2 separate regions of the Homo sapiens genome follow, and region 2 is linked to region 1. A link is a loop called in an ENCODE intact Hi-C map of the cell type or tissue named here. Cell type or tissue: Panc1. All regions are shown on one strand. Links, peaks and the distances in the headings refer to the core of each region. The heading gives the core; the rest is flanking DNA. Region 1 has its middle 35 kb from the start of TRIM77. Region 2 has its middle 22 kb from the start of UBTFL1.

Region 1 (5,393 bases), core at 313-5,312:
CAATACTACAAGATCTCATTTCAAAACAACAATAACAACAACAACAACAACAACAAAAAAAAACAGAAAAAAACTATCAATAAAGAGAACGTTATTCTACATTTCAAGAAAATATATTTGGAGTATTTATTCTGGGTGGGCATATAATATACATATATATATATACACATATATATATTTCACCTTATTATGTGTTTTAAGTAGGTGTAATGATCCTAATCAAAGTTAACTTTTTTTGACATTTACTCTGTGCAAGGCACAGGTCTGGGAGATTTGCAAATGTAACTTTTTTTGCCCTTACAGGAGCCTTTGAGATAGGGGCTCTTAGAAGTTATATTTAGATGTGAGAAAACTGAGGCACAGAAAGTAAATAGCTTGGGTCACACAAATGGGAAGTTGCAGGGCCAGGAATGAATCCAGGCATCTGACGCCAAAGGTCAAGCTCTTAGCCACTACCCTAAGAGAAGGAGAAAAGAATAACCAAATGCACTGTGTAAACTAACTTTCAGAACAGTGTAGCTCAGAGGCATTGACAAAGAAGAAAAGGAAGGTTGGGAGCTGTGGCTCAGACCCGTTATCCTAGCATTTTGGGAGAACAATGTGGATAGACAGCTTGAGCCCAGGAGTTTGAGACCAACCTGGGTAATATGGTCAAACGTCATCTCCACTAAAAATACAAAAATTAGCTGGACGTCTAGCGTTTGCCTGTAGTCCCAGCTACCAAGGAGTCTGAGGTTGGTGGATCACTTGAGCCTGGGAAATCAAGACTAGTGAGCCATGATCACTCCATGCACTCCAACCTGGGCTGCGGAGTGAGACCCTGACTCAAAACAAACAAGCAGACAAACAAAAGAAGAAGAACGGAAACAGAAAAAACAAACAAACAAACAAAAAACAGAAAAAGAACAGAAACAAAAAAAGACACAAAAAAAAAACAGAAAAAGAAAAAGAAAATGCCAACGTGACTCCATCAAGGTCTCATGTTCCGAGTGTTGACATGGCAAATTTACTAATACACTAAAGAAAATATTCTAAAAAATTCCCCCTTCATTCATTTAGTCCTTTTTTTTTTTTTTGCAACCGTACCACAGATATTTATTTAATAAGACATTAGGAATCTAGGAGTGAATAAGCAAGATACTGTCTGTTCCTTGTTAAAGAATACAGTCTATTACTTGTAAAACAAATAATTACTTAATAATGACAGTGATGAATGCCATGAAGACATGTCTTCCCTGAAAAAGTAACATTTCAACGGAGGGTCTAAGGATAAGGATTAAACACATAAAGAGGTGTTGAAGAGCAATCTGAGTGTAGAGAACAGGAGTGCAATGACTGGGATGTTGCATATGGTCAAGATATAGATATATTAGTGGAGCTGGATTGTAGTGACAATGGACTCTTTCATTTTCATGAAAATCAATCTGAGATTTCCTTTAGTTTGGTCCTTTGCTTATTAAACGTATTTCCATTCTTCAAAGTCAGCCTCAAATGCCTATCCCCTTTCTCAAGCCTTTCCTGAAGTTTCTATTATTCTTTCCTCTGAACTCCCAGAGTGGTTTTATCCTACCCTTTCTAAAGTACCTGCATACATTATAATTCAAGATTGATTTAGCATATTATCTATACTGAGTGCGCCACCACGCCCGGCTAATTTTTGCATTTGTAATAGCTATGGGGTTTCACCATGTTGGCCAGGCTGGTTTCGAAATCCTGACCTGAAGTGATCCACCCGCTTCAGCCTCCCAAAGTGCTGCGACTACAGGCGTGAGCCACCGCACCCCACAAATGATACTTTTTTTCTACACCATTCTAAATTATAGAACTCTTTAGGTCCCTGAGTTAATCATTCAACAGATACTTACTAAATTCCTGCTGTATATAAAAAGAAATCTGCCAGATGAAGCTAATCAAAGAATGCTGCTTTTCTGAATTAGTACTCTATGCTGCAAAGCAAAGAAAAAAAAAAAGTAAGAAAAGAAAGAAAAGAAAAGAGAAAAGAAAACAAAAGGAAAGGAAAGAAGAAAAGAAAAACCTGCTCACCTAGGGCTCACCCAACTCTCAACTAGGGTTCACACACTGCTTCCTGTCAGAGGTTGCAGTAGATTCCCTAACCACACGTTAATACATAGCCTTCCTTGTTAGTGCATAATTTATTAGCTAGACTGCTGCTCCTAGTTTAATCACATCTTTTCTTATGAGACCAACGATATTCACCTTCTATAGATGAGTCAGCATTAATATAAGCCACGCCACGCTCTTGAAGGAGTCTTGAATTATCCTACAATAAAAAGGAAAACTATAAATATAAAGTTATAACCCCCTCCCCCTCCCCCACAAAATGCACATCTACATTTAATGTATGTAGATTTCTAATTGAGCTGACCCATATTAATGACAAATTTGACATAAGAAATTCTCATAAAAGAGCTGCTTTGAAAGAATTTCAATAAAGATTACTGGTAGGAAACAACAAGCAAAACTTGTTAAAAGCTAATATTTAAGATGAAATTGTCCATATACTTATGGTAAGTGGAAAAAGAGTTAATTTCTTAACCATACTGTAGTTTATCCTTCAAAAAATTGTCTTAGCAAACATGAATGACCTAAGAGACTTTTCAGTGAAAATCTTCCTATAAACATCTCATTATTTAAGCAGAGAATCTTGTCTGATTCATATGGAATGAAGGTATTTTAAGTGTATGAAATTTCAAGTTAAATTTCATATTATGAAAAATAAGTGAACTTAAATCATCTCCTGACCATGAAGTCAGGCTCTCCTGTAGGATGGTACCATCTCCTGGTCAATATTGATAATTGCACACTTTTAGAACAAAGCGTAGCAAAGTTTTTTTGAGATATCAGTGTGAATTCTGAGTCTCTAAAATACGTAATTTCCTAAGCATTCTGACTATAAGATAAAAAATGAAAAAAATGCAACTGTAAGTGAAAAAAATAATTTGAAAGACACAAATTACATCATCAAAATATTAGGTTCTTCCAGATAGTGGCAAAATTCTTTCTTATAAAACTTTGACTAAGTCTACAGGAGCACCATTTTTTTTTCAAAGAAAATTAAAGTCCACAGGGTTTCACATAATATCTGGAGTATGAAAGGAGCCAATAAATATTTACAGCGTGACTGGAAATTAATGGAATAAACATTGACTTTGCATATATTTACTTTATAGCTAACATTTCTGTTATATAAAGCCAACAATACATGCAGGTAAAATTACTTTTCAAATGGCTTAGTAAATATTCTGTGGTGGAAATTTTTGCCTTACTTTTAGCATAATTTAACATAGAGCAGGTCATTATGAATTAAGAAAGATAAATGAAAAGTATACCTTACGGCCAGGCGTGGTGACGCACGCCTGTATTCCTAGCACTCCGGGAGGCCGAGGCAGGCATATCACTTAAGCTCAGGAGTTTGAGGCCAGCCTGGCCAACACAGCAAAACCCTGTCTCTATTAAATATAAAAAAATTAGCCAGGTGTGGTGGCACATGCCTGTAATCCCAGCTACTCAGGAGCCTAGGGCAGGAGAATTGCTTGAACCCGGGATGCTGACACTGCAATGCGCAGAAATCACGTCACTGTACTCCAGCCTGGGCAACAGAGCGAGACTCTGTATAGTTAGCTTTAGGAGATATTTTGGAAAGCGTAATAGAATCGTGATAGAAATCAAACATGATACAGGAAAATTTGGCTTCATGGTCAGGAAATAGAGACAATTTAACTTCATATTTTTCATAAATTTGAAATAGCTTAATTCCCTTTGAATCAGACAAGATTCTCCATTTAAATGACATGTTTATGGGAAGATATTCACTGAAAAGTCTGTTAGGTCGTTCATGTTTGCTAAGACAATATTTTGAAGAATAAACTACAATATGATTAAGAAACTAACTCCTTGTTTTGATGTTTGGTTTCTAGCATATCTACTTATTTACTCTCATACTCCCAGGAAATAAAGATCAATTAATTTTGACAATTGACATTAAGTGGCTCTAAAAGGTTCAAACAAAACTTAGTTCTTTAGCAACAGAGATTTTTATTGCTGATTTTTGAACAAGAATATGTTACTCAGATTTTGGGGAAAAAACTTTGAATACTTTCTCATTATATTCACTTCTTATTTTTACATGCTTGGCAAATAATTCCTGGCTACTTCATTTTATAAAAATTTATATTATAGCAAATTACCAACTAACCTCTGCCCACTCAGTAGAACCAAGAAGACCAAATTCTTCTGCATCCCAGCTTGCAAACAAAATTGTTCTTCTAGGTCTCCACCCTAAAATGTATGTGTATATATAAATGATAGAAAAAAAATTCATAATATACCCAGGACACTACCAAGCCCAGATTGGGGAAAAAAAAAAAAGTCATTGATGGTTTGGGAAGGGCAAATTGTAGTAAAAAATCTTTACTTACATAACTTTCTTTGGTAAGATTTTAAAGTTGTCAATACAAAATAGCACAATTACATAGAAAAGGGGGGAAATGTGACAGTAAAAATCTTGCAAGATCATAAAACATTCTAATAGGTTTATAATGATTCGCTATGCATAGGAAGTCATTGGTGGTCTGCAACTGCCTAGAACAAAGAAAGAAATTTCTAGATGCATTTGGTATTCTGAAAGCAGATATAACTGAAAGAAAATCCTTTAGAACTCTTTCCTGTTGTTCTGACATCAAATGAACAATTGTTCAATATCAGCTGGTCCGTATGATTTCACTCCATTCTCTGCCAGAATTAATCAACAAGGGCTCAGTTAGCAACAGCAATGTTTGCTGTTGCTGAAAACCACATAATTCAATAGAGGGGTGATGTGTCTCGGAGGTTATAAACACTGACCTTGGAATTAAGGCAAGATCTTGTTTCAAACCCTGGTTCTCTCACTAGCAGCATGACTGAGGGAAAGTTATTCAAACCTACTAAACTTCCATTTCTTCATCTGTATACAAGGAACAAGAGAGTAAAGATGAAGACACCACTTGATTGTGGGAGGATTAGATGGAATAATGTTTAGAAAGCACTGAGTAGATGCCCCCAAAATTGCGAGTAGTCACCATCTTAGTAAATACTCATGTGTGCTTAAGAATGTGTATAGTATAGCTGTTAACTCGAGTCTTTTGTTTTTGTCAATAGTATTATTCAAATTTCCTATTATTATTTATCAACATTCCACTTATTTGGCATATTCTATAATTGTCACAGTGATGTTTTGTATAGTTACCACAGGAATTTCCTAGAAAAATCATGAAACATTTTTGTAATAAAATTAAACACTACCTACTTCATGAATTATGTAAATTTAGGTCTCCATTGTTTGTTTTCTTCAAATATAAGATAGCTGTGTAGAAAAAAGAACTAAGTGCCTTTAC
Region 2 (5,393 bases), core at 328-5,327, 430 kb before region 1:
CCAAAATATAACCAAACAGAATTTACCAATAAAAGTAAGTGGGCTTGACTCTCTTATTAGAGGAAAAAAATATTGTCAGATTAAATCAAAAAGGAAAACTCAGTTCTATGCTGGATATAACATAAAGTGTTTCAGAAAGTTTAAAAATAAAAGTACAGGCAATGAATAAAAGGATCTTCATGCGTTACAGAGTATAAAACAGTGAGTAAACACATCATACGTTTTCTCTTTTTACACTTAAATGGCTGGAGATGTTACACCACTAGTATGAATTTACTTCAGATATGTAACGGATACACTTTTATGTGATTAGAAACAGAAATGATAACAGTTAAGGATAAAACAACATCTGCATTGACGCTAGGAAGAAAGAGCCATTGTTGGGTACATAGTGATCACATTACCATGGAGCAATCTGTTCCCAACTGAAATTTCCTTGCCCTTCTACTGAAATCGTGTACGATTCTGCAAACATAATGTTTACTTCCCACAAATCAGCCATTAGCTCTGCTATTGTTGTCCACACAGAATAAGCATCAGACCTAGATTTAGCTGTTGTATCATTAAGAGTCTTATTTGGCCCTTTCCAGAGGCTGTTATTTCTATTATATTTTGGATAATTTGTCTATTTCCAGACAAATAATTTTTCCAGAATGTGATGAGTAGATACACTTTGATCCATATGAAAAGACCCTTTGGTAGAGATCCAGGGATTGAGTTTATTTTTAATTACTATAGCATCTTGGTCAGGTTGAGAAACAGATCACCTTTATAATTCCCTGGCATGTGAGCAGGGCTAGACTTAGTGTGAAAATGCTTGAAAGTTTATAGTTTTTTAGAAATTTTATTTACTTTGTGTCTCTTTGTCAAAATAAAATTAATGCTGAAAAGCTATATTAAATGAATTTCTTTGAGATGGTCTCTTCCCCCTTCTTCTAATGAGAGGATATCCACAGATATGTCAGGAGCTTGCTTTACCTAGAAACGTGTTGAGGGCCACAGGTTTGGGTTCACCTAGGAACATTTAGGGACACCTTCCCAAGTTGTTGTTGAAGAGTGGGGTAAATGTAAGATAGAATTAGGCTCACAGAGGCCTGATGAGAGCATCATGTCACCCCAGAAACACAGCATATACCTAGGAGAACTGTTCTCAGTATCAATGTCTTAAGCACTGTAAGATTGACTATAGACCAAGACAGTAACTACATATATGTATAGTTATATATATTAACTATATATATACTTAATAAAATCAGTTAATATATACACATATATTTATTTATTTATTAACTTATTTTTATTTTTATCTTGAGACAGCGTCTTGCTCTGTCACCTAGGCTGGAGTGCAGTAGTGCAATTACGGCTCACTGCAGCCTTGACCTCTGGGGCTGAAGCTCTCTTCCTGCCTCAGCCTCCTAAAGTGCTAGGATTACAGGTGTGAGCCACCTTACCTGGCCCAGGGCAATAACTATGCAATGCTTATATAATTTGGAGCAAAAAAATATTTGAAATATGTATGCATTGCTTTTTAACCTTTTCTATTGATTTACTTTATTAAATACTGAATAGAAACAATATATTTATAAAATATTTATAATATATATATAGAATAAGCACACAATGAACACTTGTGTCTCCAGTCTTGGTTTAAGAAATTAAGCCAAAAGTAATCATAAGTGCTTATGATTACTTTTGAAGTCACCTGTACAACTTTTGCTGACTACATCCCCTTCTTCAACACTCTAATGATGGCCACTGTGAGCACTGTGTATATTGAATTGTGTTTTATTTTAATACTGTGTGCACTACATTGTTTTTCCTAGCTGCATGCTATTGCATTTAGTGAGCATAATGAATTATATCAATATAATTCACTTTTGTCATTTCATTGTTTCAGCTTTTCTGTACTAATTATTGCCAATATATTTCTACTGGCATAAAAACAGACACACAGGACAATGGAGCAGAATGGAGATCTCAGACATAAATCTACACATTTACAAACAACTCATCTCTGACAAAGGCATCAAGAACATACACTGGGCAAAGAACAGTCTTTTCAATAAATAATCCTGGGAAAACTGAATAACTAAATGAAGAAGGATAAAATTAAACCCCTCTTACCATATACAAAAATCAAATCGAATAAAAATAGATTAAAGACTTGAATCTAAGACCTGAAACTATGAAGTTACTAAAAGAAAGCATAGGAGAAATGCTCCAGGACATTGGTCCGGGCAGATTTTTTTGCGTAAGACCTCAGAAGCACAGGCAACAAAGGCAAAAATAGACAATGGGATTATATCAAGCTAAAAAGCCTCAAGCAAAGGAAATAATCAACAAAGTGAAGTGCCAACCACAGAATGGGACAAAATATTTTCAAACTATCCATCTGATAAAGGAGTAACAACTGCAATATATAAAAAGCTCAAACAACTCAATAATAATCAAAAAATCTGATTGAAAAATGGGCTACTGAAGAGGCTGAGGTAGGAGGATTTCTTAATCCCAGGAGTTTGAGGTTACAGTGAGCTATGATTAAGCCACTGCCCTTTATCTTGGGTGACACAGCAAGACCTTGCTTCTAAAAAAATTGTTAAAAATATATAAATAGATACAATTTTTTAAAAAAATGGGCAAAAGATCTGAACAGATACTTCTCAAAAGAAGACATTCAAAAGGCCAATAGGAAGATGAAAAAATGTTCAATATCACTAATCATCAAGCAAATGCAAATCAAAACCACAATGCAATATCAGCTCATGTTGGTTGAAATGGCTTGTATCAAAAAGACAGGCAATAACAGATGCTGGCAAAGATGTGGAGAAAGGGGAACACTAGTACACTGTTGGTGGGAATTTACATTAATAAAGCCACTATGGAGAACTGTATGGAGGTTCCTCAAAAAAGTAAAACTAGAGCTACCATGTGGTCCAGCAATTTCACTACTGGATATATATCCAAAATAAAGGAAATCAATGTATCAAAGACATCTCTACATGCCCATGTTTATTGCAGCACTATTCACAATAGCCAAAATATGGAATCAACATAAGTGGTCATCAACAAACGAACAGATTTTAAAAGTAATATATATACATCATGGACTACTACTCAGACACAAAGAAGAATGAAATTCTGTCATTTGCAGCAACATAAGTGGTGCTGGCCATTTCGCTTAACGTAATGAACATAGGCCATTATGTTAAATGGAATGAGCTAAGCACAGAAAGGCAAATATCGCATGTTGTCACTCATATGTGGGCGGTGAAAAAGTGGATCTCATGAAGATAGAAAGTAAATTGGTGGTTGCTAGAGGCCAGCAAGGGGAGTGGGAAGAGGAGATGAAGAAAAGCAAACATAAATGTATTTATCACCACTAAACTGGCCTCTAAAAATGTACAGATGGTAAATTATATATATATACATTTTTATCTCAATAAAAAAATTAAAAAAATTCTGTTGTGTGTTTATAGGGCATATGTACAAGACTTTCTCTAGGGTTGTATCAGTTTTCTTTTTTTTTATTATTATACTTTAAGTTTTAGGGTACATGTGCACAACGTGCAGGTTTCTTACATATGTATACATGTACCATGTTGGTGTGCTGCACCCAGTAACTCATCATTTCACATTAGGTATATCTCCTAATGCTATCCCTCCCTCCTCCCTCCATGCCACAACAGGCCCCAGCGTGTGATGTTCCCCTTCCTGTGTCCATGTGTTCTCATTGTTCAATTCCCACCTATGAGTGAGAACGTGCGGTGTTTGGTTTTTTGTCCTTGTGATAGTTTGCTGAGAATGATGGTTTCCAGTTTCATCCATGTCCCTACAAAGGACATGAATTCATCATTTTTTATGGCAGCATAGTATTCCATGGTGTATATATGCCACATTTTCTTAATCCAGTCTATCGTTATTGGACATTTGGGTTGGTTCCAAGTCTTTACTATTGTGAATAGTGCCGCAATAAACATACGTGTGCATGTGTCTTTATAGCAGCATGATTTATAATCCTTTGGGTATATACCCAGTAATGGGATGGCTGGGTCAAATGGTATTTCTAGTTCTAGATCCCTGAAGAATTGCCACACTGACTTCCACAATGGTTGTGTAAAAATGTTCCTATTTCTCCACATCCTCTCCAGCACCTGTTGTTTCCTGACTTTTTAATGATCTACTCATCTGACAAAGGGCTAATATCCAGAATCTAAAATGAACTCAAACAAATTTACGAGAAAAAAGCAAACAACCCCATTAACAAGTGGGCGAAGGATATGAACAGACACTTCTCAAAAGAAGACATGTATGCAGCCAAAAGACACATGAAAAAATGCTCATCATCACTGGCCATCAGAGAAATGCAAATCAAAACCACAATGAGATACCATCTCACACCAGTTAGAATGGGTTGTATCAGTTTTCTATTCCTGCTATAAAAATTTACTACAAACTTAGTGGCTTAAAAGAACACATTTTTGTAAGCTGTTAGCCTGTTTTAAAACACACACACAAACTTATTATCTTAGAGTTGTTCTGGTTAGAAATCTGGTATGGCTCTCATTGAACTAACATCAAGATGTTGGCAGGCTGCATTTCTTTCTGAAGGCTCTAAGAGAGAATCTGGGTTGTTGGCAGAATTCAGTTCCTTGTGGTTGTAGGATTGAGATCCTCGGTTTCTTCCTGGTTGTAAACTTTGGGTCATTCCCAGCTTCTAAAGGTCACTGGCTTTCCTTGGCTTGTGGCCCCCTTCCACTGTTTTAAAAGCCAGCAATAGCAGGCTACATCTTTCTCATACTGCCATCTGTCTGAATCTCTGCATCCAGAAAATATTCTCTGCTCTCAAGGAATTATGAGATTAGATTGGACTCACCAAGATAATTCAAGGTAATTTCCCCATTTCAATGCCCTTAATGGTAATCACATCTGCAAAGCCCCTTTTAGCATATAAGGTAGCATGTTCACCTTATCTGAAGACTGGGATGTGGCTGTCTTTGGTGGGGGGCAGATGCCTAACCCAAAGATACACAACTTGCAGATATACAACTAGTTCATGGAGATTAAACATTTTCAAATCTACAAGAAAATGTTTTCTAAAATGAGCATCTCTTGTTAGATTTTCACCAGTACTGTATCAGAATTATATTTACTTCATAATGTTGCCAATACTGACATCAGATATTTAATTTTCTTGTCAGTTCAGGATAATGTGACATTGTGAATAATATATTTGTTCATTCATTCAACAAACTTTTTTATCATATACCACCGATATGCTGGACAGTGTCATGGATCCTAAAAATATAGCTGTTATTATTATTTTTTTAAACAACGTCCCTGCTGCGATACAGCTTTTATTCTTTGGGACAGGCAGACAGTAATTGAGATACATA

The links. Hi-C counts contacts between places; a loop is a spot of excess contacts. Peaks named below come from ENCODE experiments on the same cell type or tissue, not always from the same donor. Only the 100,000 strongest peaks of a DNase experiment are listed, where the experiment ranks them.
Region 2: it touches region 1 in a loop (6-fold over the local background); 11 of 110 quality-filtered maps call a loop at or near these places.

Annotation. Positions count from the first base shown.
Region 1 is chr11:89,672,993-89,678,385 of GRCh38, reverse strand. It overlaps the pseudogene FOLH1B. Among named protein-coding and RNA genes, the nearest start is that of TRIM77, 35 kb to the left of the region's middle. In Panc1, for the core only: CTCF peaks have their summits at 2,599 and 2,800 (motif pointing left); no DNase peak of the experiment used is centred there.
Region 2 is chr11:90,105,188-90,110,580 of GRCh38, reverse strand. No RefSeq gene overlaps it. Among named protein-coding and RNA genes, the nearest start is that of UBTFL1, 22 kb to the right of the region's middle. In Panc1, for the core only: no CTCF peak of the experiment used is centred there; no DNase peak of the experiment used is centred there.